Regions from separate parts of the Homo sapiens genome. Here all the other regions are linked to region 1. A link is a loop called in an ENCODE intact Hi-C map of the cell type or tissue named here. Cell type or tissue: A673. All regions are shown on one strand. Links, peaks and the distances in the headings refer to the core of each region. The heading gives the core; the rest is flanking DNA. Region 1 has its middle 47 kb from the start of EMX2. Region 2 has its middle 52 kb from the start of PRLHR. Region 3 overlaps CASC2 (cancer susceptibility 2).

The links. Peaks named below come from ENCODE experiments on the same cell type or tissue, not always from the same donor. Only the 100,000 strongest peaks of a DNase experiment are listed, where the experiment ranks them.
Region 2: a loop joins it to region 1, with 2.9 times the contacts of the local background. A loop is called at or near these places in 17 of 110 quality-filtered maps.
Region 3: a loop joins it to region 1, with 4 times the contacts of the local background. A loop is called at or near these places in 15 of 110 quality-filtered maps.

What each region holds. Positions count from the first base shown.
Region 1 is chr10:117,490,556-117,501,600 of GRCh38, forward strand. It overlaps EMX2OS. Among named protein-coding and RNA genes, the nearest start is that of EMX2, 47 kb to the right of the region's middle. In A673, for the core only: a CTCF peak has its summit at 6,150 (motif pointing right); a DNase peak (open chromatin) is centred at 6,196; H3K27me3 peaks cover 299 bases.
Region 2 is chr10:118,537,707-118,548,751 of GRCh38, forward strand. No RefSeq gene overlaps it. Among named protein-coding and RNA genes, the nearest start is that of PRLHR, 52 kb to the right of the region's middle. In A673, for the core only: a CTCF peak has its summit at 6,560 (motif pointing left); no DNase peak of the experiment used is centred there; H3K27me3 peaks cover 498 bases.
Region 3 is chr10:118,102,543-118,113,587 of GRCh38, forward strand. All of the region lies in intron 3 of CASC2 (cancer susceptibility 2), which reads left to right. Among named protein-coding and RNA genes, the nearest start is that of RAB11FIP2, 61 kb to the left of the region's middle. In A673, for the core only: a CTCF peak has its summit at 4,100; no DNase peak of the experiment used is centred there; H3K27me3 peaks cover 1,624 bases.

The DNA.
Region 1 (11,045 bases), core at 5,015-7,514:
TTTCTGAAGCTCTTTCACTGGTCAGCAACCCGGCCCTTCTTTGCCATTATGAGAGAAACTTCTCTGCTGTTTGCTGATCGAACTGATAATTTGTTTTCTTGAAAAGCGTGTTTTAATTCAAGGGAGTTGTTGTTAAGGCAAGTCTGTCTGCTGTGAGTTTTATCTCCTCTCTGTTGCTTCCTGGCAGTGCCACCCAGGGTCCTGGCATGCATCTTCTGGAACCCAAAGGGCAAACAACACCCTTAGACTTCCACACAATCCCCGGCTTCTCCTCCACATCTTTCCTCAGCTATCCAGCTGTGCAGAGCTGGCACACGGGCATGCCCTGCCTTCATTCTTCCCAGCTCATACCTGCTCTGGAGAGAATACACACATACGTCAATGACAACACATAAAATCCAATGACAGCCCAAGAACTCCTAAATCTTCCAAATTGCCATCTGCACTTCCTCTCTCTTTATATCCTGGCATGCCTGAGCTGACCTGCCCCCCAGATCCAGTCCCAGCAGCTGTAATCATGTGTCTGCGTCTTCCAGCTGCTTTGGGAAATGCTGGGGCTCCAGGTACCAGCGTCTTCCTGGCTGCACCTCTCCAGAGTTGGATACAGCTAAGGAGTTAGGGTCCCTGGGGATTGGGAACAGAGGACAGGGCCTAGAGCACTCCCAGACTCAAGTGTCCCTTGGCTTTCCACGTGGAAAACCAAGAAATGACTAAATCCAGTGAATTAGCCACAGGAATCCCACTGCAGGAAAAAAGAGAATTCCCAGTTAGAAGAGTTGTGGCAATGGGACAGTGCCTCCTTTCCAAGCAGCTGTATGCTAAATAAGGAAACTCCAAAGAAAGGTTACAATTTTCCTTGAGCATCTGGAAATTAGGTTCTGTTCTCAGGTTCAAGTTAAAAACAGTGGTTGGAATTCTGGTATCAACTTTGCCAGATAAGGGGGAATTGGGGGAGCGCCTCGGTGGTGACGTGACATCCTGGCTGGTCTCTGTGCCTCAGTATTGATGAAGGATTTTGGGAGACAAAGGCTCCAGGACAGCCCATTTGCTCATTACAGGTGCAAAGAGGCCAATACTTGGCCTCCAACCCTTTTTTTTTAACTCTAGGAGAAGCAAAGCCATTTAATAACTCATTTCATAATGAAGAACGAATCATTTTTAAAAGCTTTCCACCTCTTTTACCAACTGACCCTATAATTAGACAAAGCATTCATTTCCTTTTTACTGCTGGCTCCCCAAAGCAAGATCTAATGGTCAGGGGCTATCAGGAAACAGATGCACACTCAAATTAGGATGCTTTAAGGAGTCCCTTAAAATAAATGTGTATCCTGCCCACACCTGCCTTGACTAAGGTGTGGGCAGGGTATACAGAAACTGAAAGGGCTGGTGCAATATCCTGGAGCTGGGATCTCAGTTCAGGGCTCTTACCATCCCTGGGCCTAAAGGGCAGACAGGAGAGAGTTACCGAATCTGGAAGGAGACAGTCAAGCAGAGAGGTGGCATTGACAGGAGCTGGGATCTTCAGCTGAGGCATGCAGCCAGCCTGAGATGACCCTGTGAGAACAGAGACAGAGGAATAAATATGCCAGCTTCACTGACCTAGTCTATCAGAGACCCCATTGACCAGACCCAGCCCAGAGCCAGAGGGGGTGCAGCCTATTACTGTAGGACAGACAGGCCAGTCTCGTGGGGTAGAGAGCGGCATGGAGAGGGGCAAAGGGTGGATCTGGAGAGGCTGAGAGGAGCCACCTGGGACTGGAGCTGCTCTTACATTCCCTCTGCACCCCGCCTGATGCATTCCTTCTTAAAACTGCTGCCGTGCAAACATCTTGTCATTTTGCTCTGGAGCACCCATTTGTGGTTGTCACTATTATATATTGCCTGGATCTGTCTTCTGCCAAGCCAGCTTGCAAGCCCTTAGAGACAGAGATTGTGTCTCTCTTGGATTTACCCACCACCCTGGGGTACATATGTTCCAAGTCTCCTTTGGCTTTCTACATGGAAAACCAACCAAGAAATGAATAAATCCAGTGAATTAGCCACAGGAATCCCACGACGGCAGGACAAAAGAGAATTATCAGCTGGGAGAGTTGTGGCAAAGAGAGAGTGCCTCCTTCCCAAGCAGCACAATGTGTATGCAAAACATGTGGACAAGTGCATGTGTGTGTGCTTGCTCATCAGTGAGGAGAGGCCATGTGACGTTGCAAGTAACAAGCACCCGATCTCAGCAGCGTTGTACAATAAATGTTTTCTTTTGTTCACATTACCTGTCCATTAAGGGTCAGCATGGAGTGGTGTCATAGTTTGGGACCCATGATGGCTTCGTCTCAACACACACATCCCCAGTACAACAGAAGAGAGAGTATGAAGTGAATTACTCACTGGCCCAATGTGTCCCTTCTGTACACATTTGATGGGCCAAAGTGGGCTTGTGGCCATGCCTAACTTTCACAGTCAGGGAAGGAAAAGCCTCACACACTCAGAAAGCAGAGAACTAGAAACATTTGGTGAACAGTCTCCCAAAGTGGCTGAGGTTGGTCTCTACCAGGGAGCCATGGAGGAATGAATAATTTTGAATTAAATGGAACAGTGGGTGTCAATAAAAATTAAACGAATAAACAAATCTATGCCTTTTGACATAGTAGTTCAAATCAGTCAACTCAGCAACAGAAAAAACATGAGCAAATCAAGTACCCAGGAATTATAGAAATCAAATGATTTGTAAGACACAGACTAGTTTATACTACAAGACCCCATGTCTTGCTGGTTTTAGCATAGCCTATGTTGTTTGACATGAATTGTGCCTGGGATGTGGATTCTTCATTGGGGGAGAGTCGAATTCTCCCCCAATTCAATTATGTTATGGTTTTCCAGATTCTCATGTCCTTGGCTATTCTTTAAGACTCAGACAGATTGATAAAGATCTGCTCATTGATCCTGATGCCCTCTGTGGCTCAGCTCCAAAGAGGACATAGCCGCTGCCACACCTGCTTCCCTGCCTTTTGTGGGACATCCCCATGCATGGCACTGTGTACTACCCCCAGGCATCAGGTTATAAAATTGCCCTATCCTGAGCCCCTCCCAAATCCCTGGACCTTACAGGAAATCACCTCACCTCAAAAGTAGAAAAGGGTGAAAAAAACATTTTCAGATCTGGGCAATCACTTTGTTGAAAAAAATTGAAACCAAGTTTTCAGGATTATTTTCAAAAGCAGAAAAGCATGTTCACTCATCTTCAGAAATTGTCCATACCTAAAAACTGTTTAGGTAGTGATGCAGGTTGGCTGAGTTATCATCAAATTGCCTCAGCCACTTGGCTTCCCAAAGAAATTGCCTTGAAAAATCATGAAGAGACTGTGACAAAAGATGTAAGAGATGGCAATATTTTTTTAAAAAACAAGATCAAAAAACTACGATATCTCTTCTCTGTTCCCTCCTATTTTTAAGTAATCTTTTGCACATCATGAACCCTGAAAGCAAATGCTAATACTGCTTCCTCAGAGTAAATTGTCAAAGTAATTTTGATGGCTGGACTTAGGCAGGTGGTTGTTTTATTTACAATGCCAAACCAGATATCCTGGGATAAACACTAATTCATGAGATCTCTAAGCACTTTTGTGTGCCTAGAAGAGAAACATGAAAATGACCCTGTGACTGAAAATGTGCATGGTCTCAATGAGAAAGTTATTGTCGCAGTAATCTTACAAGCCTATAAAAGTTGGGTGGCTAGCAGGGTCCTTCCCTGTCTTCTGAGGGGTCTGGGTCAATTCAGCTCTGGGACCTTCTTAAGGGCCCTTTTGAAGTCCTGTCATCTTCAGTTTTTTTAGCAACTCACATTCTGATATGACCTGCCAGGGAGAGGGTGAAAATGATCAGCAATGGCAACTTCCACTATTATAATTCATTTTCCTGATGGTAAAACTAGGACATGCTCATTGCAGAGAATTTGGAAAGTATGAAATAAAAAGAAGAAAATAAAAGGTAACCATATTTTCCCACCCACTGATAATCACCATCAACTTTCTGATGTCCTTCTCTTCCTTTTTAAGCTTCAGTTTTCCGGGTCTTGATTTTTAAACTATTTCAATCATGCGTTCATCCTTATTTATTGAGAGCATACTATTGTTCTGTTCCCGTCATCAGTGATGTAGCGATAGAATAAATAAAGTCCTGTTCTCATGGAGATGAAATAATATCAGAGACAGTTACTAAAATTCAGAGGGCAGAAAGACCACGGGAAAATCTTCAAACACTTGGAAGTTAAACAGCATACTTCTAAATAATTCATGGGTCAAAGAAGGAGTCTCAAAGGGAATTAAAAACACATAGAACTCTAAGGTGCAGCTAAAGCAGTGCTGAGAGGAAAATTTATAATACTAAATGCTAACATTAGAAGAGGAAACATCTGAAATCAATAATCAAAGTTCTCACTTCATAAAACTAGAAAAATAAGAAGAAAATTATGCCCAAAGCAAGCAGAAGAAAGGAAATAAAAATAAGAGCAGAAATAGATTGAAAATAGGAAGATAATAGAGAAAAATCAATAAAACAAAAAGATTGTTCTTCAAAAAAAACCAATAAAATTTATACATCTCTAGCAAGACTGACAAAAATAAAAAGAGAGAAGACATATTACCACAATCTCAGAGTTGAGACAGAGGATATCACTACAAATCCTGCAGTTGCTAAAAATATGATGAGCAGATGCTTTGAACAACTTTACGCTCATAAATTCAACAACTTAAAAGAAACGGACCAATTCTGTAAATACTGCAACCTATCAAAACCCAACCCAGATGAAACAGACAATCTGAATAGCTCAAAAACTATGAAAGAAATGGACTTTGTAATTTAAAAAGCTTCAGAGATGGTTTTTCTGGAGAATTCTTAAAAAAAAAACACGAATTTTACACCATGTTATTCAGAAACTAGAAGAGAAGGGAATACTTCCCAATTCATTTTATGAAGCTAGTTTAACCTTGATTCCAAAGCCAGATAAAGATTGCACAAGAAAAGAAAATCACAGACCAGTGTCTCTCATGAACTTAGATGCAAAAATCCTCAACACAATATTAGCAAATCAAATCCAGAGATGAATACACATACCTAGGGAGGTAGGGGTGACTTAACAAAATGAGCTAAGACTTCACACTTAGACAGACTTAGTTTCAATTACCAGTTTCCCATGCGATACAATAACTCTCTGAACCTCAGTTTACCTATCTGTAATACAGGGGCAACACACATATTTTAGGATTGGTTCATGTATCTAGTAAATGAAATTATATGTCTAAAAAAAGCCAACGGAAGTTATATTATTTTGTCATGTTTCTTTCTTCTTCTTCTTCTTTTTTTTTTTTGTTGATAGAGATGGGGTTTTGCCATGTTGGCCAGGCTGGTCTCGAACTCCTGAGCTCAAGTGATCCACTGCCTTGGCTTCCCAAAGGGGATTACAGGTGTGAGCCACCACACCCACCAGGTTTTCTCTTATGGAGGAACTAAATGTTACAGCAATACCTGGTATTTTGTTATGGCAGACAAAGGTGACTAATATAGTCATGGCCCTTAAACGTGGCCCATGAGACCCTGCACCTTCTGGCCTCCCCTCTTTCTGATCAGTACCATGACCTTTCCTCGTGGCCCTCTCCCCCCAGCACCGCAGGCCTCCTTGGTATTCTCTGAATGACATGAGCGCATTCCTACCCCAGGGCCTTTGCACTCCCAGCCAGCCTCACTCTTCCTCCATGGAAATTTCCCTCATTTCCTTCAAGCTTTTGTTCAAAAAGCTTCAGCCTTCTCAATGAGGCTGACCCTGAAAACTCTTTACAACTCACCTTTCCCCATCGAGCACTTCAACCCCCCCTTACATGTTCTACTAAAAAAAAAAAACTTCCCACATATTGGTCACTTCCTAACATATGGTATCATGTATTTGTGATATTGTCTATTGCCTGTCACCCTCTGAAAAATGATAAGCTCCAGAAAATCAGGTATACGGGTCTCTGTTTTGTTCACTAAATCATTCCAAGTGCCTAGGACTCTGGCTGACACATATTTCCTGCTCCAGAAATATCTCTTGGCTGAGTGAATGAACCTCTTCCCCCAGCGAGCGAGCCTGTCGGCCGAGGAGACCACGCCATACCAGGATTTTCCAGCAGGTGGCAGCCGACGCACGCCAGAGACAGCTGGGCGCCTACACTTTGAACTCAAGGTTCTTCCAATTAAGTGCAAGATAAGGAGCTTGGAGACTCATCGCGTTTGGCTTACTCCTGACGCAGACTTGCACTGGAGGTTGTGTGGAGGGGATGAGCCGGTGAGCTGATAAAGCCTTTATCTAATACGGGAGACTGTTTACCCACAATTCAGGGGTAAAAAAATGTAAACAGCTGTTGAGAAGAAAGGTCAGAGTCCTCCCACGGTGGGGAAAAGGGGCAGAAGAAAGCCTGTGGCCACGGATTGGCGTCACTCCTGCAGATGGAAAAGTGACATTGGACAACTACTCAGGGAAAAAGGTGAGCCCCTAACACACCGCTGGGGTCGTGGACGTTTCTAGTCTTACTTTTTTTTTTTTTGAGACTTTTTTGAGTTTTGCTCTTGCTGCCCAGGCTGGAGTGCAGTGGTCTGATGTTGGCTCACTGCAACCTCTGCCTCCCGGGTTCAAGCGATTCTCCTGCCTCAGCCTCCTGAGTAGCTGGGATTATAGGCGCCTGCCACCACACTCAGCTAATTTTTTGTATTTTTAGTAGAGAGGGGGTTTCACCATGTTGGCCAGGCTGGTCTTGAACTGCTGACCTCAGGTGATCCACCCGCCTTGGCCTCCCAAAGTGTTGGGATTACAGGCGTGAGCCACCACGCCCGGCCTAGTCTTACTCTTGACACACCAGAAGATGCTTTGTTATGAAACCTTGAATCTTCCTGTGGGCTCCTGCCAAGCTGCCCTCCTCCCGGGTGCTTCTGTTATCCATCCAGTCATGGAATTGAGTTGCAGTGGTAAGGAGCCCTTTAAAAGCCAAGTGCAAGGTGAACCTGCCTTCCATCAAATTCAGCGTTTAAGTGTGTCCGTTTAGCAGGAGGCTCTGAGGCAGAAATTGCTTGAGAATCTGAGTCTACAGGCCCAGAACAATCCATGCCAGCTGATCAACCTAGTAACTACCACAGTGACTACAAGAGCTAGCATTTATTGAGTGCTTCCTGTGTACCAGGCATGTGCTGGATACGTTTACCTGCACTATCTCATTCATTCTCAGTGCAGAGTTCTGAAGTTCACCCTCTTCTCATCCCCAACTCACAGATGACACAAGAGAGGTTGTCACTAGCCCAAGGACCCAGTTCGGTGCTCCGAAGCTCACCCTCACCCCTGGAGGGGAGGAATCTGTGAGTTGTGCCCTGGTGACCTGATAGACCTCAGAGAACATCTAGTCCACCGCTCCGTGTTGACAGATGGGGGAGCTGAGGCCCAGAGAGGGGAAGGGACTGGCCAAGTTTACACAGAAGCCTGCCCAGTCCCTGTTCAGAAAGAGCAACCCAGTGCGCCTTTAACATTCCCAACCAATGTCAGGAGGTCAAGCACAGGCTTTTATTATTTATTTCTTTGTTTATTTAGAGACAGGGTCTCTCTCTGTTGCCCAGGCTGGAGTGCAGTGATACGACCATAGCTCACTGCAGCCTCGAACCCCTGGACTCAAGCAATCCTCCCTCCTCAGCACTCCCCACCCCCAGTAGCTGGAACTATAGGCATGTGCATCACCGTGTTGTCTTGCTCTGTTGCCCAGGCTGGTCTCGAACTCCTGAGCTCAAGTGATCTTCTCACCTCGACCTCCCAAAGCGCTGGGATTACAGGTGTGAGCCACCATGCCCGGCCAGTCACAGGCTTTTAGTTTGCTTTCCTCAGATTCCTCATTTGCTTCAGTCCTTGCTGGCACTGAACACTTTTGCATAAGAGCTTGTGAAAATAACACCACCTCTCTTATTTTAGGAGTTTTATCAACTAGCAGACTGTTCAGCTGGAATCACTGGCCTCTCATAATGTGAATTCTGGTTTCTGTGGTTATTAGCTGGTGACTTTGGTCAAGCTGGTTTGTTCATTGGTAAAATGGAGGTAGTGGTATATATTCATGAAAGGCTAGATTCTAAGCCAGTGCTGTCCCATGCAAATGTAATGGTAGCCACATACGTAATTTTAAATTTTCTAATAGCCACATCAAAAAAAAAAAAAAAAAAAAAAGGTAAAGGGCGAACCAAAGCACACGCCATGATTAATTTTCATAAATTGTTTCATTGAATGCAATAGCTTCCAAATACCATCATTTCAACATCTAGTCAATATCCAGTTGTTCATGGGATACTTTGTTTCATTTTCACATGAAGTTTTCAAGATGGGGTGTGTGTTTTGCACTTACAGCACATCTCAATTTGGATTGGCCACGTGGCAAGGGGCTGCCCTGTGGGACAGGACTGTTTTCGGCCTCCGTAGCATTTTGAGCACGTAGCTCTGTGCTTTAGGAGGATCTTTGTATCTACACCTTGTCTGTAGAGGGTCATCATTTGGGACCCTAACGGAACAGAGATGGCCTTCTTCTTGGCCTAATAAGTCCCCAGTACTCCCCTGTCATCAGCAGGCCTCTGGGCTGCCTTTGAAAACCTTCCCTTCCCGGATAGGTTTCCTCCAACACCACAGACAGGTCTTTCCCATTCTCTGCAAATATTCACGTCCATTTTGTCCTTGATGTGGTGGAAGTGTTCTTAACAACTGCACAGCAGACTGAGATACGGTGAGAGAGAGGAATGCAGAGGATATGGGGCGATGGGGGAGGTGGAGAGATCGCATCCTCCCTCAGGATGGGCTTGGTATTGTGGCAACCTGGGGCTCAGGGCTCTGGTCACTGTGGAATGTTGTCTTTGCTTGCCAGCTTAGAGCCTCACCTTGCCGCACCCAGCTCAACTCTGTGGCCTCAGTGGAAACACCCTCATTACAGGAGTGCCCCACCTCCGCGACCGCGACTTATATTTGATAATAAGCAGGTGTAAGGGGGGCAATTGTGCATGGGCAGTGCTCAGAGAAACATGAAAAGGCTCAAACCATGCTTCACCCTCAGGGGCCTGGGCTGGGAGATGGGAGCCAGCGTCTGCTTGGGTTCTCCTGACAGCAGTGGTCACTGGGGCTCATGGAGAGTGACAAATGCAGGTGGGGTAGCTCAGACACAGGGCTCTGGGCTCTCCAGTGGGTCTGGGGGTGGCAGAGGCCCCTCTAACTCTCCCGTCACTCCCAGCTCCCAGGCAGTTCCATCCTTTTTATTTTTTCTGGAAGGCAGAGGTTGATGGCAAGAGCTCTGCATTCAGCCTGCCTTTGTTCACATTCCAGCTCTGCCACATCCTGTGTGGCTTTGGTGAGTGACCCAACCTCTCTCTGCATTGGTGTCCTCCTCTATGAGTGGGGTGGTAACTCCTTCTCCGGGTTTTCTGAGGAATAAATGAGGCAATAAACAGGAGACTCAGCATCAGACCAGGGTATCATTATTATATTTTACAGGGAGAGACCTGGTTCCCAGTACTTTGGCTTGTCCAGAATAGAGGCATCTTTTTTTCCCCAATCAATGTTATAGTTAAAAAATACAATATGAATAAAATCTATGCTGATAGAGAACAATCTCCGAGATGTACTCTGAAGTGAAAAAAGCAAAGTGCAGAATAGTGTACAATATAGGCCAACGTGGAGCATGGATGTGTGACCTGTGTTTGGGATGGCACAAAAGTTACTGGTAATGGGTGACTGGGAAGGGGAGCCGGGGACAGCGGTGCGAGAGAGCTTGACTTTTCATTCTCTAGCCCCTTGTAATATTCCCATTTTACCAGGAGTATGTATTCCTGCTTTTTTTTTTTCATTTTGAACGTGAATTAATTTTTTCAGTAAAAAAAAAAACTAATTCAAATATCCTTCCCTACCCCCACCAATGATAAATGGTCATTGTAAAAAATTTCCCAGTTCTGAAGAGAGAGCCTGAAAATGCTGTACCATTTCATTGCTGGGTGTTAGAGGATCCAGGGTCCCTGCCTGGGAAGTTGGTTTGCTCCGAAATTCGTTTTCCATGTATCACCACTTAAGCATCTGTCAGGGTTTAACTTGGGCGAGAGGAAAGCACCCAGCAAACACAGCACCACAGCATTTCTCTCTCACACGTGCACGCATGCACACACACACACAACCTAAGGACTACACATGCAACCCTCAACAACCAAACCACTTCATACCCACATACTAACAAATGAGCCACTTCACCTATCCACATCCAATCCCAAAAGCCCTTTACACCTACAAACGCACAACGCCCACCCCAACAACCAAGCACTCCACACACCACAACAACCTTTACACACATGCACCCAATGACCAAAGTACTTTACACATGCAACCCAGAAATCAGAAGGGCTTCACACATCTGCCCAATAAGCAAAGCACTTAATATACACACGCACAGAGCTTTACACACATACACACCCCAACCAAAGGGTCCACACACATACTCCAACACCCAAAACACTTCGCACACACACCCACATGCACACCCAAACAGCTTTACTCCTTCAACCAAAGTGCATCATACACAGTCCCCAACAACCAAAATATTTTACCCCCATGCACCCCGACAGCCAAAGCTCTCCTTACAGACCCCCCTTCAAAAGCCCCAAAGTGCTTCAATTGGTTTGATGCAGCGGCAGATACTTGAACACCAAGACATTAGAATGCAACTTTCTTTTCAGATTAATGAGCAGAAAAAGATTGGAGGAGGGAGGGAGTGAGAATGGCGGGAGAGAGCAATTACACCCAAATCTTTTCTCTGTTGATTAGGGATTCCTTCTCTAGCCTGCTTTGGCTCCAGCTAAATCTTTTTCTAATGAGATGTGGCTTATCCAGATCAAGGCGCTGAGAAAAAAAGTTGCAATTAACTTTAAGAAGAAAAAGAGTGAGTGAGAAAAGGAAGGAAGAGTGGAGGGGGCGGCCAGGGGTTGAGGATGGGGGCAGGGCCAGGGGCCTGGGCGGGCAGGCT
Region 2 (11,045 bases), core at 5,137-7,636, 1.0 Mb after region 1:
TCATTTTCTGCTTTCTAGTTTAGCTCTTTGGTTTTCAACAGTTTGACTATAATGTGTGCATAGACATGGCCTCATTTGTACTTATCCAGCTTTGGATTCATTAAGCAAGTTGAATCTGCAAATCTATGTCTTTCAGCAAGTTTAGGAAATTTTGGATCATTTTTTTCAAATATATATTTTGCCCTATTCTCTTTTCTTCTTGAACTCCTAATACACGTATGTCATTCTGTTAGATACTATCTAACAAGTCTCTGAAGTTCTGTTCTTTTTTAAAAAATCTTTTTCTTTCTTTTTTTGGCCTGTACAATTTTTATTGATCTGTTTTCAAGTTTACTGACTCTTCTGTTTTTGCTGTTAAATCTGCAGAGTAAGTTTTTGTTGGACATATTGTATTCTTTTCAGTTCTAGAATTTTTAATCATTTCTATTTCTTTGCTGAGATTTCCTATATTTTATTCATTGAGAGCATATATACTTTTATGTCATTGATATATTTATAATAGCAGCATTAACATTTTTGTCTACTCATTGCAACAAATGGATCATCTTAGGTTGGTCTCGCTTGATTACCTTTTCTCCTGGGGATGAGTCCCATTTTCCTCCATTTTCCTGGTTCATTGTATGTCAGGTAATTTTGGATCATACTGTAGACCTTTTAAGTCTTTGTATCTTAGCCATTACTGTGATAGTGGAGAGTCTGGATTCCTTTACACTTGACCAGTGAGTAATGTTTCTTTTGTTTCAGCAGTTAATTGACTTGGTTGGATACAAACTTTAACTTTGTTTCATGGGCCGCAGCTCCAATCTCAGCGCAGATTTTTTTTTTTTTTTTTTTTTTTGAGATGGAGTCTCGCTCTGTAGCCCAGGCTGGAGTACAGTGGCGTGATCTCGGCTCACCGCAAGCTCCACCTGCCGGTTCACGCCATTCTCCTGCCTCAGCCTCCCGAGTAGCTGGGACTACAGGCGCCCGCCACCATGCCTGGCTAATTTTTTGTATTTTTAGTAGAGACGGGGTTTTACCGTGTTAGCCAGGATGGTCTCAATCTCCTGACCTCATGATCCACCTGCCTCAGCCTACCAAAGTGCTGGGATTACAGGCGTGAGCCACTGCGCCCGGCCTCAGCTCAGATTTTTTTTGTCTTCAGCTGGGAAGCTTTGAGTGGCCTCTGTGCTTGCATGTTTCAGGGGTCAGTCAAAGCTGCAGAAAGACAGAGCTTGAGGACACCCTTTTTAGCTCTTTCCTGCAAGATTCCCCTCTTCTCTCTCTAATGGCTAGACACCCTGCTCAGTGCTCTTATTCTCCAGACCAGAAAGACTACAGTTTTTCCACCAACACCCCCACTACTCCATGTGTACACAGCACTGCACATGCCTCCAGGCTACAAGCAAAAAAACAGGAAACTTACATCAATATAAGTCCCCTACTCTAAGCACGAACTCCACAATAGAATCTGCCTGCTTCTCTTTACACTCCAGAACCATCCAGTAGCTGCTTTGGGTTGTTGTTATCTACAGAGGGTTCAATCCAGTAGTAGTTTACAAATCAGCCATTACTGGGAGAGGGCTATTTCAGTGAAGTTTTAATTTGTATCTCTCTTATGAGCAGAGTTAAGCTTCTTTTTATATGCTTGTTTGAATTTTTTCCCTGTTAATTTTCTGTTTACATCTCTTGCCCATTTTTCTATTCCAGTTATGTTGGTCTTTTTCTTCTCTGTGTGTAGGTGGTGTTTCTACATTAGGAATACTAATTCCTTTTTTTCTGAGCATCTCTGGGTGTGCGAGTGTAGAAGCTTCTTCTTAGGGTTTGGTTCAGCATTGGATATTTTTTCTTTTTTTACTTTAAATGTATTATATTTTTATTATTTTATTCTTTTTGCTAGTAGGATTGTTTTTATTTTTTTTTTTAATCTTCAACTTTTAAGTTCAGGGGTACACGTGCAGGTCGTGCAGGTTAGTTATATAGGTAAACATGTGCCATGGTGGTTTGCCGCACAGATCATCCCATCACTTAGGTATAAAGCCTAGTGTCCATTAGCTATTCTCCCTGATGCTCTCCCTTGGCACCCTCCCCCACCCCGATGGGCCCCAGTGTGTATGTTTCTCCCCCCACCCCCCACCCACCACCTATGTGTTCATGTGTTTTCATCCTTCAGCTCCCACTTATAAGTGAGAACATGCATGTTTGGTTTTCTGTTCCTGTGTTAATTTACTAAGGAGAACAGCTTCCAGCTCCATCCATGTCCCTGTAAAGGGCACGGTCTCATTCCTTTTTATGGCTGCATGGTAAGGAATACTAATTCTTTGTGATATAAACTGCAAAAGAAAATGTTCCACATTGACATTTATCCATCTTTTTCTTATTACATTAGGATTTTATATTATAGTTAGGAAAGTTTTTCCTAATCCTAGATTATAGAATAATTCACCCAGGTTTTCTTCCAACCCTTGCATGGTTTCACTTTCTTATATTTAAATCTCTGATTTATTTGGAGTTTATACTTGCGTTGAGTATAGGGAATGGACCCAATGTTCTCTTTTTCATACGGATAACTTATTATCCCAACTTATTTAAAAATCCATCATTTCCCCCACTGAGCTGAGATGCAGCCATTTTTTTCATTCTTAATTTCTATATATGATTTGGTTTATTACTAGATTTTCTATTCTATCCTATATCTCTGTATCTCTGTTCATGCACCTAGGCTACACTGTTTTGATTATTGAAGTCATACTACACTTCAGTATCTGGTAGTTATTCTTCTCCCCCTGCTGTTCTTTTTTCACAAGTTTTAGGTGTTGGTTTTTGCTTTCATTTTTGTTTTTTTCTATTCTTGCTTATTTATTCTTTCAAATAAATTTTATAACCAACTTTGTAGCTCCACTAAAACAAAAACCTGATGGGGTGTTTATTGGAATAACACGAGGTGATCTTCACCGCACTTTATATAAGGTTGGCTTCTCATCTTCCTTGGGCTGTCTGTTTAAATCTCACCTCCTCAAATCAAGACTTACAGAACTTATAGGAAACACTGTCTCCAAAATTACTCAGCATTATAGTCTTCTCCAACTGCAATACGCTAACTATTCACATCATATATTGTGGGAGTAGAAATGTGATCAAGAGAGACAGCTCCACCTCTGATTAGCTGTGCAACCTTGGGCAACTGTTAAGCCTCAGACTCCTCATCTGTACAATGAGGAGGTTACACATGACTTGTAGATTTCAAACCCCATTCTTCAGAACCCTAGAGATGCTGCCATGGTTAATAAACTAAGTGTTAACTTGATTGGATTGAAGGATACAAAGTATTGTTCCTGGGTGTGTCTGTGAGGGAGTTGCCAAAGGAGATTAACATTTGAGTCAGTGGACTGGGAAAGGCAGACCCACCCTTAATCTGGGTAGGCACAATCTAATCAGCTGCCAGCATGGCCAGAATAAAAGCAGGCAGAAGAATGTGAAAACACTATACTGGTTAAGTCTTCTGGCTACATCTTTCTCCCGTGCTGAATGCTTTCTGCTGTCAAACATCAGAGTTCTTCATCTTTGGGACTCGGGCTGGCTTCCTTGCTCCTCAGCTTGCAGATGGCCTATTGTGGGACCTCACCTTGTGATCATGTGAGTCAATACTCCTTAATAAATTCCCCTTTCTATATACCTCTATCCTATTAGTTTTGTCCTTCTAGAGAACCCTGACTAATACAGATGCCTAGGAGCTGCCAAGGGCACCCCAACCCTGCACTATCCAGGGAATATCTGCTTTAGGAAATGTAGTTCCAAGACAGCTTTCATTTGAAAAATGGTTTTACTACCACAGTACATTCTGAAATGGCTACAGATTTTGTCCCTTTCACACTGACTCTGAATTGGCCATGTGTGTATATCCATACCACCCTACACATACCCAGTTTCGTCTGAATTGGCCATGTGACTCACTTGGACAATAGGACATTAAGAAACATGACACAGAGACTTTAAAAGTGCTTGCACATTGGGGCTTGTTCTCTAGGTGTTCATGAAAGCCAGTTGCTACATGAAGAAGCCTGGGCTAACCTGCTGGAAGAAGATGAAAGACCACAACAATCATGATCCACTCCAGTCATCCCAGCTGAACTCCTATACATGTAAAAGACTCCCCTGATGGCTAGCCAATCCTCCTACAGAAGCAGATAGGCAACTGATCGCAGACACATGAGTAAATCCAGCCCCCGATAAGAACAGCTCAACCAACCTGCACATTCATGAACAAAGTAAATGCTTTCTGTTTAAGTCACCAAGATTTGGAGTTTTTGTCTTTTCATTTTTGTTTTTTGTTTTGGTTTTGCAGTAATGGCTAACTAATACAGCCGCTAAATAATATATTTCACACCATTGGCTTAGACAATCTCTAATGGCCTTATCAGTTGATGTTCCTAAACAGCTGACTTCTATTTTTCTAAGGCAATACAGCTGCACTTTCCAGCGGTGTGGTCAGATCAGTGCATGGAGCATCTTCCCTCCCACTTGTCATTTCCTAGGGCATCCCTCCCTGGGTCAGGACCTAATGCTGCCAAGGTGCCTACTTGGGATGCCCTACACAGGCACAGGGCCAGCACCCCATCATCCCAGGGAAAATGTTCAATTACTGCCTTTCTCCTGAGATAGGACCCCTTGGTGTCCCTTAAGAGCCACTGGCCACCCTGCTAAGCAGAACAGGGTAATATGTGTGGTAGGCAGTTATTGGTTGTCATCCCATTATCCCCTCCTGTAGGCAACCTCCTTCCCCCATTCCATGCAGTCCCAATCAGTCATGGTGCCCTGCCACAGAGGTTAACGCATGTCCTGGCTGGCTAATGAGAGTGCCCCATTCCCCTGGCCATAGGCTTTAGTCCAGGAGTGAGCATATGACTGAGGCATAAGCACTAAGGAAAGAGTTTTACCCGGATGGAAAAGATTGTCTATTGCCTTCAAGGTCAAGTACTGCTGTACCTGTGTCGGGCTTCCTGATGGCCATCTTCTCTGGCCCCCCCGGTGAAGCCTCTTGCTGTCAGAGAAAAGGAAAACAACATAAAGAGAAAGGTAGAGCTAAGAGATGGAAATGAGAAAAAAGAATCCCAGTGATCACCCTTGAGCTCCTATATCCAGCTATGCCTGACGCCAATTCCATTTCTCAATTTCAAAGGACATAAAAGCCCATGAAGTTCCTATTTTGCTAAGCCCATTGGAACTGAACTTCTACCATGTGGAAGTGAAAGCTTCCTGACCAGCCACTGTGATCAGAAGCCTGATGTGGCAGGAGGAGCTTGGGACCTCTTGGGCCTGCTCTGCCTTGATCTCCCAAGGGCTGGGCCATGTCTCACTTTCTCCAAGCCCCTTCCCCTCCTTTGTACAGTGCCCTGCACAGAAGAGGGGACTAGCAAATGCTTGTTGGACTCAATAATGATGCATTGGCAGGGATCTGATCCGAGTGCTCGGTGCCTCGGTTTCCTCATCTGTAAGATGAGGATAATAGCACATGCCTTGCTTAGTTCACAAGACCAACATAAAGGCCCATTGGAGCAAAAGTAAATGAATGCACTTCATATTATATAATGTTCTGGACAAATACAAACTCTTAGTTATGAGAAAATGTTTGTTTTATGCTTTATAATACATAATCTCTATGAGCTCTTCCAGGTCTAACGTTAAAAATATTTTTAAATTTAAGTGTGTAATTAAATCACAAATGTTGCATATCTCTGCTTGTAATTTATTCATGTATTCTACGGGTATTTGTTAACCACAGATGCCACTGTTGATGCATTATCTATAGTGGAAATATAGGGCTGCATGTAGATGTCTCTCAGCTATACCAAAAACATACGTCTTCACCAACAGCAGCTGCCCTGTTCTGTGTGCAGAATGGGGAAGGGGACTGGCTGGTATCCAGCATCATGTAAGACACATGCTAGATGTGTTCCCATGATCTCTTATTTCATGCCCTCAACCCCATTTTATAGACAGGAACATTAAGATTGCCCAAAGCTCAACACCAGAAAGTGGCTAACCCCTCAGGTCACCACTTGCTTTTTGAGTCAGGATTCAGCCCCCAGTTTGACTCCGAAGCCCTCTCTCTTCCAACCTCACCAGGTAGCCTCCTTTGAGTAAAAAGCCAAACTCTGCCCACCAGGCATTTTCCTGCCCAAACTGGGTCATGTCTGGATTGAAGTGGGGGACAGGGGTCACCTCGGTTGCTAAAACGTAGCTTATGCACCTCCTTCTTGGGAGGTGAACAGAGCTGAGGCTCACCCGGGGGGCGGGAGGAGGCCAAGGCTCACACAGGTGTGATTTCTCCCAATGCCTTCTCCTCTTCCCTGGCGTCCCTCTGAGATGGACAGGGAATCCTGGGATTCTTCTAGAAACTTGAATTAGCCAGGATTGACCCCCTGCCCAAACAGGTAAAAATCACAGAGGGACACCTCTGCCTGACTCAAGAAAAGAGACTGTCATAGACGGCGGGCAAAACCTATAAGGCTTCTCTCCTTCAACCGAGAGCCAAACACACAAACCTGCCAGGTGGCGCTGACAGAAGCCTTGGTGCCATCTTCTGGCCATGTTGAGGATGGCGCTCTGGGAGGCTGAGCTGCCCTAGAAGAGGAGGTGGCTGGATCCACACACGCTCCAGGGGGTCACCTGCTCCATGCAAGATGCTGTGTGGACTCGGGATCAGCAGAGGACAAGACAAGGACCCTGCCTCACAGACCATCTGGAACATCAGGCATGTACCAAAAGAAGACACATGACTGGTGACTGCCACAGGCACGTGCTTTCTGGTTCATGAGGATGGAAGCAGGTAGTGTGTTCCAGAGGAGCCTGGAAAACCAGCATGGGAGACATGGGTTAGAGGGATATGGCATTCCAAGGGCTAGGAAACAGCAACAGCCAAGGTGGGAAGCTGGACTGTGCCTTCCTTTGTCCTAGAGCAACCAACAGACCTCCACAGCAGCATCGTAGGGCATGGTAGGGAAGTAGGGGCAAAAGCTTTGGAAATGTGGATTGAAACCACTTGAGAAGGGCCTTAAATGATGAGTCAGCAATGTGAGGCATCAGCCTCCCGGTGTACCCCAGAGGTTGCTCAGCAGTGACCCAGAAGTATGAACAGAAGGAGAAACGTGGCACACTTATTCAAAGATTTAGGAGGAAAATGGCAGCAAGTTTAAAGACATTTAAATTAAAACAAACACAGATGTATTATCCAGTAGGATGCAAAAATCCCTACAATTTTTAAAGACCAAACAATAGACTTCAAAGACATTTTCCACTTGCAGCAGCCCTTTTTGGGGTACCCAGGCACTGCACACTGTCTATAGCTGGGGGCATTAGTGACAACTACCTCACAGGCTTGCAGAGACTGAAATGAGATCGTCTGCAAAAAGCTTCATGCTTACCACAATGCCTGGAACATAGTGACAGTCAGTGTCATCTGTCAGTACTCTGGTCCTGTCCAGTACAACTCTTTGGCCTGTCTGGTTCCTGATTTGCTTCTGATTCCAATTCAGCCTTTGGCTTCTGGGTCTTCCCTGCATCTCTACTCTCCACCACATCTCCCAGCGCCCCTTCACCCCAACCTCACTCTCAGCCTCCTCCCTGACTTCTTTCTCTTGACCTCCCACCTTGTGTCCCCAGTCCTCCAAGTCCAGGCCCAACAGGACACGTTTTTCCAGAAAATCATTGCCCCTTCTGCCAAGTGATGTACCCATAGGGCTGGTCTTCATCCCCAAATGCCTGAGTGGACCCAGGAGTGATCCCCAGCACCCTCTCCCCACACTGATGGCTCAAAGACTCCCTCACACCTCTGCACCCCAGACCTTGGGTTTAGTAGTCTCTCCACAGCAGCCCAAATGTGTACAGCCCTTGTGGACTGCAGCCACCATGTCCAATCCATCCCTTCCCAGTCCTGGGGGAGCTCAAGCTCACCTTCTAGCATGAGCCGCCTCTGCAACCTCACATGGCTTCTCCAAAGGCATAGATCCCCAAACAAAGCCAAGATGGGTCAGGCAGTTACCTCCCATGTGCCTGGCAGGTGGCATTTTTTTACTATGAAACATCACAGCAAATGAAGCCTGGGAACCTGGGAAAGGTTGGGTACCTGCTCAGGCCAGAGGAAGGAAGATGCTACTCCTCCTTCAGATCATCAGTGACAATGTATCAGTGAGCTACTCAACAGATCCCCCTGCCCCACAAGCACCTGCAGAGCTGTTGTGTTTTCCATATACATTACATACAAACGGTACATGGGCAGTTCATTCCCATTGCTCCAACCCTGATTTTGTGCTCTAAACAATATTTTCAGCACCCTCAAAGACCCGGTTTGTCCCAAATTCCCATGATGGCACAGAGCTGCAGAAAGGACAGTGGCCTTAGAAAAGTGTTACAGGTTGGTGCAGAAGTATTTGCTATAAAATTGCAAAAGCTGCAGTTACTTTTTCACCAACCTAATATTTCAAGCATTAAGGGAACATGGAGAACAGCCAGGTTTGGCTCTATTTTTTTGTTAATTTTTACTTATATTTTACTTATATTTTCTTATATACTTATAAGTAAATATAAGACTTACTTATATTTACTTATATTACTTATATACTTAAATTATAATATACTTATGATTTTTACTTATATTTTACTTATATGTGCCCAAAAGAAATATTTGCATATTGTAAGATATTCAAAATATTACAGAAATATTTGCTCTAATAAGCAAAAGTCCTCTATAGCCTCATCTCTCAGAGTTAAATATCAATAGTGGTTCAGTACATACTCCTCCAGGCAGTTTTTGTTCATGTGCATATTTTAATTATTTTTTAAAAATAGAATCATACTATATGCGAAATCTTTTTATCAAACAACATATTTTGCACCTGTCAAAACAAAGATATCTACCTGTCTTGATCTAAGAGTTGTGCAGTATTTCATTGCATCCCCTATAATTTATTCACTCTGTCCTCTGTCAGCTGACATTTGATTTATTGTCTCATTTATCTTTTTTTTTTTTTTCCAAGACAGGGTCTCCCTCCGCCACCCAGACTGGAGTGCAGGAGTGTGATCTTGGCTCACTGAAGATCCCACCTCCTGGACTCAAGCAATCCTCCCACCTCAGCCTCCTGAGTAGCTGGGACTACAGGCATGCATCATGACACCCAGCCAATTTTGTTCATTTTTTCTAGAGATAAGGTCTTATTATGTTGCCCAGGCCGGTCTCAAGCTCCTAGGCTCAAGGGATCCTCCCACCTCAGCCTCCCAAAATGCAGGGATTGCAGGTATAAGCCACCGTGCCCAGCTTTATCCAACTCTATAAGTGAGAAAATTGAATCCCAGAGAGGTTAACTGCTTTGTGCAAACCTTCTCCCACCCAGTCAGTCTTTCTCCTCTCCATGCTGTCCCTTGCATTTCAATTTCTTATTCCAGTTCCCATGGGCAGGAGCAGGGCCTATCCTGGAGAAAAACTCTTTGTCCCAGGGATTCCAGAGAAGAACTAAGGAAGACTGGCAGTCACAGCAAACAGAGTGCCAGCCATGTCCTTTCATTAAAAAATGAGTTAGACATGTGCCTATTGAATTCGTAAGAACTTAGAGACAAAGAACATGAAAGAATCTAGAAGGGGGGAAAAACTGATGTCTTGTCCTTAAATCAATTTTTGATAATGAGTGTCATATATTTAAATGTTCTCACATAATCATCACATTAGCGTTAACTATACCATCAAAGACAGTCTGATTACATAATATGCTGCTTCATGCATCACCGCCATGAACTTGTTAATACATGTAATTATAAATGGAGAAGTAGATTGGGGGTGTATCCAGTAGAGGCCTCTGGAAGTCTGAGCATGTTTTCCTGCTGTTTCCCATCAACTTGAGTGAAACAAAGCTGAAAGGCTGTCCTGGCATCGTGGTGCCAGGACACACTGCTTCGCTGTTCCTCCCAGTCCTGCTTTCACTGCTTTTCGGAATCTCTGTGCATCATCTAAGGCTTCTTGGGCTGCAAGAGGCTGAGGCCCAACTCCAGCTGGGTTCAGCAGGAAAGGGGTCTGGAAGGATGTTAGGAAGTCACTGGTGTGGCACCCAGCGTCCAGGTGGGCCCAGACAAGCCAGAATCAAGCAAGGCACAAAAAAACAGTGTGGCAATTTTCACAGTCTTGAGGATGGCAATGTGGGTGGATGGGAAAATGGATCATTTAGCTTAGCTGGGTTTTGAGTCTCATCCGATCAGTGGGAATATTATATTTAATTGAGCTCCTTTCAACTCTAAAATCTGTATATTACTACAGAATAAATGGCACTCCTTTTTACACCAAAATGATAGTAGCATAATCCCTATCCGGCTTCAACTGGATATTCACTCCCTGCTGACTGTCCCACACATTTTACTGGGAGTCCCTAAGAGGATCCTCACAGTCATGCAGTGGCAGTCGCCATGTGGCATTTGTCCCCACTTCCCCTCCTGCAGCAGCTCCACTTACTCACATCTGGGTCCTTACAGCCTCATGAGGTGCCTGTTGTGGCCACTCCCATCATCAGAGCCCCAGGGGCCACCTGTATGACCTCAGTGCTCTCCAAGTCTTCTGGTCTAAAGGTGGCAGACCCCTTCTGGGTATTATTGTCTCCTTCCTTTGTCATCGGAGCCCCAAATCAGCTATGACTTTGCCCAGAGTCTAACAAGGTCCCTTATAGAACCAAATCTGTCCATTCCAACTCTCATTCCTTCAGCCACAGTAGCTCCTACTCTATCCAAGGGATCAGCTAAGTGGCAAATCCTATCAACCCTCTTCCTCCCCCATTTATCCCATGGTCTGCTCCCCCTACCGAAAGTCCTCCTTCTTACCCCAGTAAAAAAAAAAAAAAAAAAATTCTTAGACAAATCCATGGATACCAGCAGATCCCAAAGTTGGGAGAAGGATGCAGCCCTTATTAGTTGCATTTGAACTCCTGCCAAAAATGCCCACGACATGCAGTTCTTTGAAATGGACAGACGCTGACAGAAATAAAAGTGTAAAGAGAAGTAGGCAGAGTTTCCCAATTTCAAAATAATCA
Region 3 (11,045 bases), core at 3,017-5,516, 610 kb after region 1:
CACTTACCTTCTCCCAAGGCTGCTGTGAACACTAAAATTGCGAAAAATCAGAAAACTGAGGTATAGAGTGAGTTCTGGATGGTTCTCCGGGGCCCGTGGCCATGCTGTACCTGGCAACAACCTCTGGGAAGTGAGAACAACAGGTATCACCATGATTATTACAATTTTATAGACAAGGAAAGCAACTCAACATGGAGAAATGACTTGTCTAACATCACTGGGCAGAGTTAGTACCTGAAAGAACCAAGATGCAAGTGCAATGCCTTTGATTCTAACCTCCATGCCCTTTTAATAAGGTTCCATGAGATTCCTTTATAAACTGTAAAGTGCCCTATAAATAAGAGGTATTACATGATCAGACCCCTTTGACCTTACTCCTATCTGAGGCCAAACTAGGAAAAGTCAGAGAAATATTGGAATGTTCCCATTCCTGACTCGTCACTGGATTTTTCATAGGACAGTTCAGAGAGAACCAAAACAGAAATGGCAGTGAAATACCAGATATTTGGAGCAGAAAACTCAGCTCTGGGACAAAGGCTGGTCATCCGCTGAGAAAAGAGGTGATAATTTGGGAGCTGGAAGAGCAAGGTCACAAGAAGGAAAGATAGCTAAAGGAATGAGAGACACTGGGAGGAAAGGAAGGGTGGCCAAGCTGGTACATGGGCTGGTGCAGAAGAGTCTGACAGATGGCTTTCATCACTGAGTTCTTTTACATGATGGTTAGAATCCTTAAAGTGATGGCCTCCCAGGTGCTCTATCTGACCCCAGGTGTGCTGGGGGAGCCTGCACATATCCCTTCTATCTCACCGCTGGCCTTCATGCTCTTTGTCACCAACCCTGGCACCTCTCTACCTGAGGGTCTTCTCTGGTGGGCAGAATCCACTCTGTCTAAGCATGGGTGGGTAGGAAGTGCCTGAGAATTAAAAACCCTCTCTTTCACTGGATGATGATGTGAGTTGGTGCATAAATACCCCAGCTCCCTCACCCGTCAGGGCCGTAATGCTGAGCACATGCTCTCCATTGGCTTCCAGAGTTCCCTTTGGCATTAAGGTCCAGGTATTCACCATGGTCATGGTAGCCTGCTTGATAATGCTCCATGTTTTGGTTAAATTACCTCCCTGTCTGTTTTTTCTACTTCCCTTTTCCTGTTTCCTTCACCTCCCAAATAAACTACTTGCATTAGAGTCCTTGTTTCAAAGTCAATGTCTGGAGGAAGCTGAACAAGATGCACCTTGCAGAGAGAATCATGGTCATCTTGGGGAATAGCAACATCCTGCAGGGGCAGGACCAGGGACCAAGGGAACTAAAGAAAGGACCAGGAAGATGAAAAGTGTTCAGACCCATGAAGTCTCACCATAGCCAAGAAATTCATTGCAAGTTGTAGGTCAGAGCTGCTGATTGACAGCAGATTGGGCCCAGAACACACTGATGACAGAGGCAGTTGAAGATCCATTGTCCGTTGAAGAGTCAGGAGCCACAGGCCAGGCAAGATACGCGAGGATGAGAGGCTCAGAACCTACAAGCAAATGCCACTGGCCCCTGGGGCTGAGGCCAGGAGTATTGAGGTGGGAGAAATTCACTGCTTATTAGAGCCAAACATGATCTTGGTCAGGATTTAATCCATCCTGTCCTGCAGATGAGGAACCGAGGTTAAGAGGGCAGATGTCCTACCAGAGGCCAATCGTACAACCATTTAGTTAAAGAACCAGGACTAGAATCTACCACTGGTACTTATCCACCACTCCATGCTATACTGAAAATGATCAAATCAGAATTTTGATCCTCAGACTTAACACTTACTTGGAAAAAAGTACCTAGTCCTCTAAAAATGGAAAAATTCAAATTAAGTCTTCATTTCCTCCTGCGTTTGACATCCACATAGAAGGGCAGACTACATGGTCTAAAGCCTACCTGTTTTAGAGAGTGTGTATAATAACTCTTCATCACCGAATGGGAATGCTGCTGTGAGTTTTAATTACTATTCATTAAGGGCACAGATGTGGTCTGTTAAATAAAATGCTCTAAGTGAATTTCATGATAGTTTTACCAGATTATAAAGAACTTTCAAACACTCAAGAGCCCAACTATTTTGGTCCATACTAATGCTATATTGTTATTATTTATATTAAATATAATAGGCAATATTATAATAATAATGAATGCTATATTATACATCTGGTTTATCTTTAAATTCAAGTCAAAAAAATATTACTGTTGAAGAAAAAGAAGTATCTTCCTGATAAGATCTAAAGCTTGTTTGAAAGACGAAGGCTACAAAGAATTGCCTCCTTGGAGAACTCCAAGGTAAAGATGTAGTAGTCTCATCAGTTTTGTCTCCTTGTAAACTGCTACAAATGTTTAGGGAAACATTGTACCTCTGAGGCACTTTGCTCTGATAAGCTCGGAATTCCCCTCGTATACTCTTTAAGTATTTTACTAAGGCTAGCTCTAGAGAAACAAGGATGGTCTTAGTAGAGCTAGTTTAGAGTGAATAACTGTGGCTGAATATGTACACTGTATACACACACACAGCCTGATAGAATTATTTGGAGTATTTAACATACTCTTTAATAATATTATACTTTGTATCTTTAATATCTGTATATTATGTGTTAAATAATAGTGTGTTTCTCTGTCTAGCTGAATACCTAGACATAAATAAATAGGCTAAGCAACCCAAAACTAGATCCCCGGAAACGGAAGACTGACTAATTTCAAAACATTAAATGTTGAAGATGGAAGGGACTTGTGAAGATCACTTAGTTCAACTCTTTATGACTAAGGAGACTCAGAGCAGAAGGAAAGGACTTGCAAAGGCCACCCAGTTCATCACTGTGAAGCCAAGGCTCCTGAATCTTAGTCCAGGTCACTTTCCCCAAGATCTGAAGGATGGCTCACTTGTCCTCAGGAACAACAGTGGGTTACTGGCTCTTTCATGGCCATAGCACCTCTCCTAGACTAAACACATCAAAATGTCACTTACATCAAAATCCTCTTGTCTTTTGAAAAGAGGTACAAGTTCCTCCATCCTTGTTTATACTACTCTGTGGAGATATTCAGGATCAAAATGAAACTTTGTCACATGGAAAGCTGAAACATTTGTAAAATTGTAGTAATGAAATGCAAGTGAAAGCGTTTTGCAAATTGTCCTTTACCCTTGTCAAGAGTTCCATTGAGTGGGATCTGAATGCTGTCACATCTTTTCAACCAATGGAGAGATAGTCTGATTCCATGCCCAGAAAGCAGTTCACCCATTTAATCTCATTCTCAAAGGGTTTTCTAAGTGCAGGACAGGCAGATCAAATAGCACTGTGGACTGTTGGGGTTGTTCTGTAAAATAAAGTAGTAGATAAACATCTTTCTCTGTTCACAAGGAGTGTACTACAGTCAGGGTAACCTTCAACACATGGAGGAGGCAGCCCCCTGAATAGCATAAATTCAGAACTCTGGGAAGACCCCATTCTATCTCTCTATATCCACAAACCTCTTGGCTGCCATCTAAGAGGCCACCATTTATATTTCATTTGTCCTAGTTTTATATCCCTATTAATGCACAAATATCTTTGGTAAGAATGACCCAAGATACTAACATTTTCTCCCTTAAACTAAATAAAGCTTTGGAGCATGAGTTTTGATGGGAAAGGAAAAAGAAAGCAAACACAGGAGGACTCTGAGTGGTACTAGCAGATAAGGAGAAGGGAATATCACTCAGGGAGGGGAAATGGTCAGGGAGAGGCAGTGCTGTTGTGGACTCATGAAAGCTGTACTTTTGGTGATTTTATAGCATGTCAGGAGCATGTTCTAAGTGTTCTCCAAGCTTAATTCATGTAATCCTCCATCTTATGAAGTAGATGCTATTATAGTTATCCCTATTAGAGATTAGGACATAGAGGGAGAGATATTAAGTAACCTGCCCAAGTTTACATAGCTGATAAATAGCAGATTTCAAATATATGCCTTCTGGCTCCAAATTCTGAGCCCTGAAGCACTGTAGTGACCATTCATCTACATTACAGTTTTGTCACTGTAAAGGCCTGGCTGATTTATCTTGTTTTCCTCGCTACTGAAACAGCTCTAATAAGACTCTCCCCTGCCCCCTAGCTGTCTGATAAAATGAGTTTGCATTTAAAGCCCGAAAGCTGCTTGGTCTTGGCGACCCTTCCAGTACACTGTTTGCCCTGGGGTGCTCCTTTGGGACCCTTCCTAAGAGAAGCTCTGAGGTTTTGTTAGTCCCTTGGCAAATGGACTTCTCAACAAAGAGCCTAGGAGGGGTAAGATAGGCACGGTGTTGGGTAGAAATGGAGGGCTACCTATTTATAATAGATGCTGAGAAAGGCTGGGCCATCTCTGCTATATGTACTCAGTCTCAGAATCATAACAAGTTTCTTGTCTCTGTGGATGAAAAAGCACCACCCTGGTAGTGAAGGAATGAGGTACTGGCCTTTAGGTTAGAAACACATTAATAATCCAGACTCCAGAATGGGCAGTGCCACTGCTCTGGCATCCTTCTCCACAGACAAACATAAGACTCAGGTTTCTGGGCCATCCAAGGTAGCACTTTTCACAAATATCAAACATAAATAATTGAAGAGGCAATGTTTAGAAATGGAAAATGCAAAATCCCAGGTGAATTTGCTGCTTCTCTCTCTTTCTTTGTGCCTGTGCCTCTCCTGAATCTCCATGGGCACATGGCAAGCAGCGTGAGTCATTCTGACACCTCATGTACATCCTTCTAGACATTTGTGGTTTTTGTCACTGTTTTGAAGATGATCAAATAATAGAATAATAAGTTTCAAAAGTCTTTCTTAAACTGCCTACTTTAATGAAAAGATGAAAACCAAAATCTCCATGGATTTAGGAAGAAAAGTCATCACTCTATTTTGTACAGAATTTACTTATACCCCAGTTGAACCCCCACAAAAGTAGAGAACAATGTAGCACAATATATGAGATAATTGTCACATGAACAATTTATTTTGATAGTGGTGTCATGCATTAAACTTCCTGAATACGGCCCCACACACAAAACTCTTTTCACATTTGTGTGTCATACATAGAATTGAGAAACATTTCAATTTTGCTGATAACCTCAAGTTGGAAATTAGTGATAACCTTCCTTAGCCCCAGTCATAGCTGAGACATACGGTTGGTTAATCAAATTAGGAGGGTGAGCTCTGCCTTCACATTTGCCAGTTCATTAAGTTAGATCTGCCTGGTAACCATGATAGCCAGGCTGTGTCATGATTACCTGATGTACCACTGAAACCCAACACATTATACATGTGTTTATACAATTAATTGGTTATTCAATGTTTAAAATAAAAATTCTGAAGAGGTATAAATTATGCCATACCTACTAACATACCCTGGGTAACAGAGGCTCTTCTGCATTAAATATGCCCAAGAAAATCATATTTCATCAATGCAAATGGGGCAGAAAATGCATCATTTTAGTGAGGCCAAACCACTGTGTCAGATGAAATTTACCAAAATGTACAGTTTTTGGTCATCTTACAGCCAATAGGATTGAGAAATAGGATCCACGCAATGCCTTAAATCCTGAAATGATAGGAGAAATATGGTTGCGTCATGAAATTTATCAGATACATCCCTTTGCCAAGTAAATAAAAAATAAAAAAAGGACTGCAACATTCAACATCATGGGAAGAGAGGGAAGACAAGATGGCAGGGATTTTTTTTTTTTTTTCCAAACTCCACAACGTCAAGGGAAAACAAACTGGACTGTCAAAGCAAATTCTGACAATGCGGAGTGCTGTCCCTGGCAGAGGCGGCAGCTCCATCGCTCTGTTTGTTTGGGCCCAGCCGTGGCTTTTATTAGACTTTGAAGAGCACCCTAACGGTGGGTCATGGGGCGGTCACTACTCATCTCTGCTGTTGTTCCACGTGGCCTCTCTCGGCCGCTACGGGAAGAAGGGAATGGTTTCTTTAAGGAACGAGGCTATTTATAAAATAACTATAAAATCTAATATCCATTATGCACAAATGATAGTGTCAGACAGCTCCGGCGGCTGTATATTTGCTGGACATCAGCCTTCTGTGAGTATAAATTGCCCCGTACTGAGGAGAAATACAATACAGTTCACCAGAGACTTGGCTGCAAGATGTAGCCGCTTGTCTGTGGGCAAGTAATGACTTGCGTTTTCAGCTGCTTCTTGGTAAGAGCCTTAGTAATTGGAATCAGTTATTCAAAACATCGCTAAATGTGATTTAAATGGCAAGGATTTAATAACAGAGAAAGAAGCCATTAAAGGGGTTCAAGCAGGGGAGAAGGGAATTCCGTTTTTTAGAGCAGAGGGAGAAAAATAAAGCAATTACTTGATGTAAAGGCCAGAAACAGGACTCCTGCTGTCAGGGAGAAATCAAATCTGTCAGCAATTAGTGGGATCTTAGGAGGTAAAGAACTCTCCAGCGTTGAGCAGTGAATAAGGGGTTAGCAATTATATGAACTGATAAAAGTGTTCTGGTTTCCAAACAGCAGGTTAACAAGCCTTACTTTTTTCATAACTTGATGCAGATGTGATGGTCACACTTGAGGATATTTTTCAGTGGTTCGCCAGGAAAGTTCCTTAATAAGTACATTGGGCAGCCTGTTTCCATCTCAAACTGTGTTCGTGCTACCTAACGCAAAAGGATGTGTGGGAGAGCATTTTGATAGCAAGGCTCTTCTTTAATTAAAAAATGGAATAATAAATTCTCTGAACATGCAATTAAAAAAAATCAAATGAGAAATTCACGTCCCCATGTCCATTCTTCCCATGGGATTGGCAGTTCCTGGTATTTTCAGCATGGAAGGAACGTCACCTGGTATAAAAGAGGCAAACTTTGTATCAAATAAATACATTAACTTTATTATGACATGCTCCTTGTTATTGTGTAGTCTTAGGAATAAAAAAACCTGTGACATATATTTATATACATATGTGGCCTACAGATGACTCCTATAGGGGGTCTCTAAAAATTATTTGGTATTGATGGATATGGGGTGTGAAACTCAGTCTGACATGTGAAGTTATATCAGAAGGAAAAAATCAATAGTTCCGTCACAAAAACAGTTGCAGGCTTTCAATTCAAGGAGCTACTCTGTCTGCTGAGAGAACACTAAGATGTCAATAAAAGCTGAGTATTTGAAATAAGGTCATTTAAAAAGACTCCCCTAGAGTCAATCCTCTTTGACTTGCTATGAGTGACCTGTTTATGATTTCGCTGATGCGTATTCTGTTTTAAAGACAGAGGCAATTCTACCTCAGCAACAATACTGCAAAGAAATTGATCATTCAGCATATGCTACTGCTTTGTCAGTTAGCAGGAGACAATTAGGAATTTTTTTCTTCCTTTTTTTCCATTAAGAAATTCAGTCAATATATTGGAGCATTGAGGACTACCTGCTTTCACTTTAAGCACTTGTATAAGCTAATCGTTAAAAAATATTAAAATTTCCTATCAGTGTATCTCAGGGGATTTTCCATTTTGAACAAAACTCCTCTGACCAGAAAAATCTTACCCCTCCTACCCAGGGGATCTGCTGTGGGTCAGCAGGGCTCCCATTGCTGAAACAACTAAGCGCCCTTAAAGGCCAACGATCATGAAACATCTGTGAACCCCAAAGTGATTCGGAAATGTAGGATCATCAGATTGTGGTTCTAAGGGTGGCTTTTAACCCAGCTCTAAAGTCAACATAAGTTCCATTGCTTTTCTCTTTTGCAACATGACTTTCTGTTTTATATTATTATTACATAGTATATGTATAATATTTACATTAAAATGTTATTGCTCAGTTTTCTTAAATATTATATTCATTTCATGAAAATTTACAAACAGCATCTAGCAGATCTTGTTAGCTAGGGATGAGCAAAAGACATGGTATGAAATTATTAGGTTGGTGCAAAAGTAATGGCAAAAACTGTAATTACTTTTGTACCAACCTAATAGAAGCAAAGGAACATCAGCATGAGCGACTACAGTTCTGTTCAGAGAAAGATGTGCTCTTTCGTTGCTGTTACCAAATACCCCAAATGCACACACCATGTAGACTTGCAAAGATCCTATACTTTAAAATGAGATTCATTAAAACTACTTCCTGAGCACTAATATGTGCAAGACACTGTGCTGAGTGCTGTGTATTCATTTGTGTTATGTTTCAATTACTAAGAAACTACACAGATTTTTTTAAATACTGAGTTGGTTTTTAATTAATATGTATATGTGTGTATAGATTTTGAGGACTGCAGTTTCTGGACTTATTTAGTTAATTCCTGATTTTCTTACCATCTACCATTGTCCAACTACCAAAGTCACTTATCTCAAAAAGAAATTGAAAGCAACTGAGTTAAGGAAGTGATAAAGATGAGAAATGCCAGATCAAAGCATCTAGTATAGGGAGATGTTCCGGCAGAAGAGTTTGCTATTTCTGTAGAAGTGTATGGCTATGGTTTTTCTATGAAATAATTGCCCTAAAATTCTTACCCACCAACCAAATTCTCACTTTTGGGTCAGGTTGATAGGATGCTGGGCTCTGGTCTCATCACAATGAGGACAGACTCACATTATACTGGGTTTTAATAATAAACTGATGGATTTTCACATGATCTCACCCCAGCTCTGCTAATGGCAGGCTGTGCTTCCTTTAACAAAAAGGTCCTCAGTTTCCTCATCTGGATGTAGTAATAATAACAATTTTTAGCCAGGCGTGGTGGCTCACGCCTGTAATCCCAACACTTTGAGAGGCAAAGGCGGGTGGATCACAAGGTCAGGAGATCGAGACCATCCTGGCTAACACAGTGAAACCCCCTCTACTAAAAATACAAAAAATAAAAATTAGCCTGGTGTGGTGGCGGGCGCCTGTAGTCCCAGCTATTCAGGAGGTTGAGGCAGGAGAATGGTGTGAACCCAGGAGGCGAGCTTGCAGTGAGCCGAGATCGTGCCACTGCACTCCAACCTGGGCAATAGAGCAGGACTCCATCTCAAAAATAATAATAATAATAATAATAATTTTTGGAATGTCCTTGGAGTTCTCTACATTCCCTGGAAATTATAAAGGATAATACAACCCTGCTAAAGAAAAAAAAATTGGAGAAAATAACGTCTTAAAGGTAGAGAAAACAAATATGTTTTTCTGGACGTAGAATTATCTAGTAATTCCTCATAGGCTTTCTTTATCTAGTTTCTCATTCAAAATAGGTACGAAGTCATCAGAGCAAAGACACCTGTGGTGCATCTCAGTAGAATATAGTTGTGAGCAAAACATATTTTTAAAAAGTGCTTCCTGTAACATCACTGGGAAATTTTGAGGTCTTTGAGTCTATGAGGGATGTAGTATTGTTCAGGGGAGCATATAAGAAAACTCAAGTTGAATATTCTGCATGATTCATCAAGTCAAGTTCAGAATTGTTGCGATCATGTCTGTTCCAATAGAGTCATGAAAGAATCTTCACTAGCCAGACATAAATATATGGCAAAAAAGGTTCAGGATCCAACTCCCATCCTTTGAAAGCTGCTTGGGAACAAAGCAGTTGCCTAAATTGCTTCACCGAGTCCTGGCCAAAGGACGCAGCTTCCAGAGGGTGTGAGCAGAGAGGCCTCTGCCAAACAGTGATCCTCACATGGATTTCAAAGAAACACTGCAGCTGAAGGCCCTCAGATGGGATGGAGACCAGTTGGTACCCTGTCTTTATGATTATTCAATTTGGCTGTCCTCAAACTGAGGACCGCCCCTGTGGGAGAGACTGTGTGAAGGTGTGCTTCTTCACTTTCACTGAACCGGGCAGCCTTTGCGGAGCAGTCCTGTTTTCAGGCATCAGCTGTCAGTGTCAGGAAAGAGTGGAGATCATTGCCAAATTAGAAATCTGAAGTGTCCCTGCTAGGAGGCTCTGTGTGCATTTTGACATGTCTGGCTGGCAATTCTTAAAAAAAGTAAATCCTAGCAGTTTGCTGGCATGACAGCCTTACTCGGCAGCACCAGCCAGGGAAGACTTGGTAAACTATTATTGTTTGGAGATTTGGAGTAGAGAACCTTCTGGGCTTTGGCATAAAATGACTAAGTCACTTCCTCCAGGTTTGTGGAGGAGGGGTCATCTTGCCTTTTACACTCGCTTTATATCCTGTGTTGGGCACCATAGCCATTAGGACATTCCTTCTATTACATGATATGATTGAACTCTGTCTTTTAATTTTGTGATTTTGATCTCCTTGAATTACTGATTAATCAGCCTTCCAAACAGGCGCTCACTCATTTGACTGGGGGCAAATCGTAAAGAATGCTGGTGCTGCCAGTCTGCATGCAGCTGTGCCTGCTCCTCTGGTTGGGACTGCTGGCCAGGATTGCAAAGTGGAATAACCTGGGCCACTTCTTTGCCAAATGAACTGTTTCATAACTTCCCAGTAGCCATACTGTGTAGAGGACTTGGCTTCCTTGATGCAATCTCAGCCTTCGTTGGCGTGGGTGGACTGACAACCTGGTCAGGTGTGTGCGTTGAGGTTGCTGCATTTTCCATGCAGGGTGTTCATCTTTGTAATGTCAAACTCTCAACAACAACCCAGAGATGAATATTCAAAAACCATCTACATTGGCCAGGCATGGTGGCTCACACCTGTAATCCCAGCACTTTGGGAAGCCGAGGCCAGTGGATCACCTGAGGTCAGGAGTTCAAGACCAGCCTGATCAACATGGTGAAACCCTGTCTCTACTAAAAATACAAAAATTTGCTGGGTGTGGTGGTGGGCACCTGTAATCTCAGCTACTCTGGAGGCTGAGACAGGAGAATCGCTTGAATCGAGGAGGCGGAGTTTGCAGTGAGCTGAGATCGCACCATTGCACTCCAGCCTGGGCGACAGAGACTCTGTCTCAAAAAAAAAAAAAAAATCTACATCATGGACTTTCCCCTGCTTTAAGAAAGACAGAATATCTTCAGCATAAGCATTTTTTGATAGTATTTTTCACTGATTTTATTTTAAAAATCCTTCCGTGGAACAAATCTTAACTATAGTATTGAATGGTCATGTGCAATCTTGCTTATTTTCACCTAAAA